2 separate regions of the Homo sapiens genome follow, and region 2 is linked to region 1. Evidence: chromatin contacts called from ENCODE Hi-C data. All regions are on one chromosome and are shown on one strand. Each heading gives the region's core, a stretch centred on a gene start or an enhancer-like site at or near the end of the contact. The rest is flanking DNA. Distances are from core to core; before and after follow the strand shown.

Region 1 (3,444 bases), core at 25-2,524:
GTAAGTACAATACTATTATGAGTAATAACAATGACATCCTATTAAATGTACTTTTAAAAATAGCTTATTTTCAATACACTTCTTGATTTTTTTTAAACCGAAGGCTGTATTCTACTGAACAGCCTACTTCAAGGACAAGCTTGCAAAAAAAAAAAAAAAAAAAAAAAGAATTTGCTATCAGGATACCTACTTACAACACCCTAAGATGTCATTATTCCACACAAATTAGCTTATTTTCTTGTGTTTTCCTCTAATTATCAAAGGCTATATAATCCACGAACCCTTTCCCCAAATCAAAATAACTCCAGATCACCTCAAGGTAGGAGGTGTTTAAGAAAACAAGCCAGAATTAGATAAAGTAAAACTTACTTTATTAAATAGGATGGACACCACTTCTCCCAAGAGAACTGTCTCCAAAAGTAAACAAGAAAGATCAATCTGGTAAACTCACATCATACAGGTTCCCGTGTAAGGTATCGGGTTCAGGCAGGTGGAAGCCAAATGATCGTAATTAAAGTTAATTAACAGGCCAGTCGTCTTAACGTGGTTAACAAGCAGGGTGCGGGGCAGCACAGACACCCGGGCAAATTCATGATCTCTACCGAGTAAATAACTTGGTGCCTGAAACTCACTACAGCTTCTTCTTATTTAAAGGTAGGGGAGAGGAATGGAGGGAGTGTCCAGCTGTCTATCCGGATCCTCACCCTCCCGGGTCAAATCCCAGAAGTGGAGTTCTTGGATCACTTACCGGCTTCTGGTTTCCTTTCAGACGCCCACACGCGGGAGCGAAATCCAAGGGGCGGACACCAGAGCCGAGCACTTTGCGCTGAGGAAATTTACCCGGTGAAGTGTCGAAAAGCCCCAGCCCCTCCAGACAGGGTCCTCCCACCCCCGCGTGGGCCATCCCGGCCCAGCCTTCCCGAGGCCCCGGGTACTCGCCTTGCGCTCGGGTCGCGGAGTTCGAAAAGCGAGGTGAGGCGGCGCTGGGAAGCTCAGCGCCGGCGTCTCTCCCAGCCTTGGGCGCTCGGTCCTCGCCCCTCTGCCGGAGGCGCCAGGCCTCCTCTTTCCCGGTCCCCGCCGGCTGTCCGCAGTCGCCTCTGCTGCCTGGCGGCGGCCGCGCGGGCGGCGCTGTTAGTGGGGCCGGCGTGTCGCGGCCGCCGCACCTGGAGGCGGGGAGCGCGGGCCGCGGACCCGCGCTCAGCTCCGGAAACGCCGAGCCCGGCGCCCGCGCCTTGCTCAGGTGCTCCCGCGCCTCGCCTCGGCCGCCGCTTCCTCTCCGCCCGCGGGGGCGGGGAGCAGGCGCCCCGCGCGGGGGAAGCCGGAGCTCAACGGCGGGGGCGGCCCAGCCGGCCTCCCTGGTTCCGCAGCATAGTTGGGTGACTGACTCAGACCGCCGCGACTTGGCCGCGCCTGGCACCCTCGCCACCTGGCGCACCTCGGCCCGGAGGCGTCAGACCCCGCTGGGGAAGCTGCGGGGGCGCGCCCTGGAGCCCAGAGCGACAGGGGCATTACCCACCTTCCCGGGACGGAGATGCCCAGGACCTTGTGTTGGCTCCTCCTGGCCAGTGGGTTTGTCTGTGCGCACTCATGGGGGGTTGAATGTCAAATGGGCGGAACCTCGCCACGACTGATTATTAGTATTACTCTTCCAAGTACTTAAAGTGTTAGCTCAGCGTTTCCCAAACTGAAGACTCATCTAGGGCACTATTTTCCCCAGGCTGCTTCTATGTAAATTTGCTCCTTCTTGCACCTGTGGCGGTTAGATCCCAGAGGGGCATTTCCCCTTTGAGTTGGACTCTGACAAAGGAGGCAGCGAAGGAAAATAGGGGATCCCAAAGAACCCTTGTGGACCTCCAAATATCTAAGCGTCCGTAAAATCCAGTTATTTGCAAGTGAGTTCACAGACCAACTACTTTTTTTTTTTTTTTTTAGACAGGGTCTCACTTTGTCACCCAGGCTGGAGTGTAGTGAGGCAATCTCAGCTCATTGCGCCTCCGCCTCTGGGTCCAAGCTATCCTCCCACGTCAGCCTCCCAGGTAGCTGGGATTACAGGCGCGCACCATCAGCCAAGGTAATTTTTTTTGTATTTTTGGTATAGACGGAGTTTCGCCTTGTTGCCCAGGCTGGTCTCAAACTCCTGACCTCAAGTGATCCACCTGCCTCGGCCTCCCAAAGTGCTGGGATTACAGGCGTGAGACACTGCCCCCTACCAGCTTTTTTTTTTTTTTTTATAAACATCTCCCACAGACTACCTGAAATTCTCTTCATTAAAAGGTGAAATGTATTTATCTTTCCCCTGTTCCTGTTGATGGAAGTGAAGCAATTAAGGAAAGCGCAGACCTTATGAAAATGAGATAATTGGTGAAGTGCGGAAAGAGAGAGGCTTCCCACAAGCCTGGGCCCTTAGGATTCTTCAGTCATCACCTTCACCCACACTAACTACCTGCCCAAAGCACCGTCTTTCCCTGGGGAGACTCTGAAGCAGCTCTGTCTTACTAGAGACACCAAATATCCAGTTCCTTTTGAACTTAATACCTCATAGCCGACCTCATTTCCACCAGGAAAGTTTTATTGACATTTTCCAAACCACGGGAACTTTTTCTCTGGATTCCTATAGCATTTATAGGAGGAATTTTATTTATGTGGCTCTTTTCTGGCTTCATTCTCTGTGTGTGTGTGTTTCTTTTGTTCTTTTTCCCTTTTCCCTCTCCAAATTCTCACATACTTCTCTCTTTTTTTTTATCTCTCTCTTTTTTGTTTTTGTTTTTGTTTTCGACTGAGCCCCGCTGTATCGCCCAGGCTGGAGCGTGGAGAGCAGTGGCGCGATCTCAGCTCACTGCAGCCTCCGCCTCCTGGGTTCAAGCCATTCTCCCGCCTCAGCCTCCTGAGTAGCTGGGATTACAGGCATGCACCACCACGCCTAGCTAATTTTCGTGTTTTTAGTAGAGGCAGGGTTTCACCATGTTGGCCAGGGTGGTCTGAAACTCATGGCCTCAAGTGATTCGCCTGCGTTGGCCTCCAGAAGTGCTGAGATTACAGGCGTGAGCCACCATGCCTGGCTCTATTTTTATCATTGTAAGCCATCTTCGGTCCTTCTCTAAACAAGGTGGGTTATAAATAAAAATTATTAGATCAGTTATCTTATGTGTGGGAGGTTCAATCATTGCTTTGTCCTCAAGTTACTTCGCTTGGTAGATTTTATAAACTAATTGAGAAATTGTCTCTCTCCCTCTTCGCAAAAATATCTTAGTTCTTTGATTATTATTCAGTCATTTATTCTTTAAAAATTATTAATCACTGTTTGGCATTTTGAAAATACAGTGTTTAGCAAATACAATGCAATCTCTGGATTTATGTTTTCTGAGGGGAAATAAAGGTAAATGCTACAAGGTACAACAATGACTTCATAATAGCCCTGGGAAATAAAGAAGAACAATGCTCACT
Region 2 (3,403 bases), core at 316-2,815, 4.7 Mb after region 1:
TCTTCCACCTCACTTACTGATACACAGTATTAACAGTCTCGTATAGGAGGCAGCTATCCCATGTTGCAATGCCTTGCCTCTTCCTATACTTTTCAGTGGCTTGGTGGCAAAAGGAAAAGCCAAGCAAAGCTCAGAGAGAATCGTTTTCCCCCTCAACTGGTCACTGATCACACTAGATTGAACATGAGAAATGGCTTCCAGAGGTAGATGCCTCCTCTGCAGAAAACGTTCATTTCCTGGGAGCAAAACCAAAATCTCTGCATCTAAAAATCTATGCCTCCCAAAATTATGGGCTTTATGTCACCACTTAGCTTTTGTAAAAACAATGTGCAGATGAGCTTAGAGGAAATCAATAAAATGCAAGAGTTTTTAATTTCCCTTGAGTAGAAGGAGAAACTACATTTTTTTTTTCCCAAATCCATCCCAGATGTGGCCAGTTTTCCAAACTAGCTACCTATTTGCTTTGTTAATTTGCTTGTTTGGTTATTTATTCTCTACTGTACTCCAATAAACAATTTATCATGATGTGCAGAGGTGCATGCACTGCACAGACTGATACAGCCCCCTACTGAGTCCAGGTCTCGCTGTCCCAAGCTTTAAGCTGATCTCTGTGTCATCCGAGCCTCGTCGGAAGGGGAATGTGTTTGTTTAGGGGCAGTGTCGCAGACAACATATTCATAGATTAAATATTGCAAACCAGACTTCCTAATCCAATGGCAGCAAGATAACAATCACTGGGTATTCAGGAAAAGCAACTCTGGGCCTCAAAGAGATCTTCAATAAACTGTCTGCTCAACTGGGAAAGAAAAGAAGAAAACTAAAGAGTACATATAAAACGCTAAAACTTATAGAGAGGAGCCTTTTATTAAATGATACCTGGGTTGCTGCTCCACAAGGGTTCTCAAAAGCGGGAGTGATACAATGTGGAAACCACCCAAGTGTCCATCCATAGATGACTGAATAAGCAAAACGTGGTATATACAGACAGTGGAATATTAATTACTCAGCTTTAAAGTGGAAGGGGTCTATGGCCATAAAACCCTGAACTTGCCAGATCTCATCTGATGTGGGAAGCTAAGCAGGGTCAGGTCTAGTTAGAACTTGGATGGGAGACCACCATGAGAATACCAGGTGCTATAGGCTTTCTCTCTTTCTTCTCTCTCCCTCTCTCTTTCTCCCCTCCCCTCTTGTCTCTCTCTCTCTTTCTCTCTCCAGCTGTTGTTGGACATCAGAAGAATATTCCAGTTGTATCCGGTGTCTACCGTGAAAAAAAGTGTTCTTTTTTGCAAAAGTGCCAGAAAGGAGTGGTGAGATTCATCCCAAGCCAATCATTTCTCATGAAAGACACTGTGCCATAACCGCTTTTCACACACACAAGAAAGGAGAAAGGGAGGAAGGCAGGGAGAAACTCAGCAAACAGCTCAGGATTTCCACAGCCTACCATTCCAAACCTTTCGCACTTCCAGAAGGCTTCTTGATGGAGTTGTGGCAAGCTCATGGGGGAAATGCTTCACCCCAACGTAACCCAGACCAAATATGCCATTGCACAGGAAGTGGGTGCTGAGTCCAAGTGTGTCCATATGAGCAAAGTAACACAGATTAAACAGTGATTCATTTCATACCAAACTGCATCCATCATTTTAAAAACTGTGTCATCATCCTACTCCAAACTGTATGTGGCATCTTCTCTTCCTCTTCTGCCAAGCAGAGCAAAGACTCTAGGTTACAGCTCATGAAGGTGTAAATTGGGTTGATATGCTCTATGGAGGCAAATGGAGGAAAAAGAAAGGAAGGAAACCCTGAATGGGGGTTGGGGGCAGGGAGGGGTAAGATTTACTCTGCTAACTACATAGATTTCTGGTCATTTTGGACTGAGTTTCATTTTTTTTTTTTTTGGAGGCAAGGTTTCACTCTGTTGCCCAGGTTGCAGGGCAGTGGTGCAATCTTGGCTCACTGCAACTTTCGTCTCAGCCTCCTGAGTAGCTGGAACTACAGATGTGTGCCACTACGCATGGCTAATTTTGTTGTGTGTGTGTGTGTTTTGCTTTTTTTTTTTTTTTTTTTTTTGTAGAAATGAGATCTCACCATTTTGCCCAGGCTGGTCTCGAACTCCTGGGCTCAAGAAATCTGCCTGCCTTGGCCTCCCAAAGTGCTAGGATTACAGGTGTGAGCCACCGTGCCTTGCTGGGTTTTGATTTTTAAATTTTTTATTTTGCTTCCTGGTATTGATTTTTAAAAGTCCCCTGGAAAATGCCTTGCATTTAAAAACCCTCACACCCCTTACGATAACCTATTCTGTCCCTAAAATTAAGACTATAACTTTCAAAACACTTTAGATGAAATTGTGCTAGGCCAGAGTAAGTGATCCTATTTATTTTTTTAAAAATATGTATCCAAAAAGTACAGGGGGAAAAAAAACCTATAGTGTTCTAACTATAGCAATTTCCTCCTGCTTTTATCCCTGTGTCTGAAGTGAGGTCATTTTTGTTTGTTTTTGGCAAGTGAACAGAGAAAAGAAGAAAGAAAAACACACACACACACCCTAGACTTTTCACCCCCTCCTCCTAAAACAGACACACTTGTTAATTTACAGCTTTGAAAATCATCTGGGTAGTTCTTCCATAATTCACCATCTTCCTTGGTTTTCTAGGATTTTTTTTAGAACCTTCAGACCCCAGAGGGCATTTCACTTGAAGATGCTACTCGTCTCATCCCTTCAGAAGGTGGGCTGAGGTTTCCTTAAGAATCTTCTATGAGAGTGGTCTGCAATTAGAAAGTTATAACAATTCTACCTGTGAGGGTGTTCTACAATCAGAACACTGCTCTCACTCTCCCTCCTCCTCCCCATCTCTCTCTCTCACACTCACGCACAGACACCACACACACCACACTCACACTGAAATTAAGAGTGAAAACTGTTAAGGCTAAAAATACTACAGAGAGAAAAGCATCTTTGCTAACACTTAATACTCAGAACAACTTTTTGAAAGTGAAAATGACGATGCTTTACCTGACTGATTATCAATGCAGCTGCCTTTTTTGTTTGTTGCTTGTTTTTAAGAGACAGGGTCTCACTCTGTTGCACAAGCTGGAAGCCAGTGGCATAATTATAGCCTTGACCACCTGGGCCCAAGTGACATCCTCTGCCTCAGCCTCCCGAGTAGCTGGTACTAAAGGTGCACGGCACTACACTTAGCTAATTTTATTTATTTATTTATTTTTGGTAGAGATGGGGGGGGGTCTTTCTATGTTGCCCATGCTGGTCTCAAACTCCTAGCCTCAAACTATCCTCCCACCTCAGCCTCCCAAAGCACTGGGATTACAGGTGTGAGCCACTGCACCAGATTGACACAGCTTTTTAGTTCGCTTCAGCAGCTATAGATTTACCTTCTGATGTAGTTAA

Evidence for each region. Hi-C counts contacts between places; a loop is a spot of excess contacts on that map. Pooled maps may share reads with other maps.
Region 2: a loop to region 1 is called in a pooled map, with 3 times the contacts of the local background. The contact joins the enhancer-like site here to the promoter of ARAP2 in region 1. A Hi-C loop is called at or near these places in 2 of 37 single-sample maps with no recorded cell type and 3 of 50 pooled maps.

What each region holds. Positions count from the first base shown.
Region 1 is chr4:36,243,240-36,246,683 of GRCh38, forward strand. It overlaps ARAP2 (ArfGAP with RhoGAP domain, ankyrin repeat and PH domain 2), which reads right to left and starts at 1,275. Exons shown (of 33, transcript NM_015230.4): 1 at 940-1,275. It overlaps LOC439933 (a long non-coding RNA gene), which reads left to right and starts at 877. Exons shown (of 5, transcript NR_122079.1): 1 at 877-972; 2 at 1,933-2,071. RefSeq lists a silencer at 1,071-1,650.
Region 2 is chr4:40,989,131-40,992,533 of GRCh38, forward strand. All of the region lies in intron 6 of APBB2 (amyloid beta precursor protein binding family B member 2), which reads right to left. It also overlaps the pseudogene RNA5SP160. Among named protein-coding and RNA genes, the nearest start is that of APBB2, 220 kb to the right of the region's middle. RefSeq lists a silencer at 1,983-2,052. Within about 2 kb of position 1,566, at least 9 of the 41 ENCODE cell types and tissues checked have a DNase peak (open chromatin) inside an H3K27ac peak, as active enhancers do.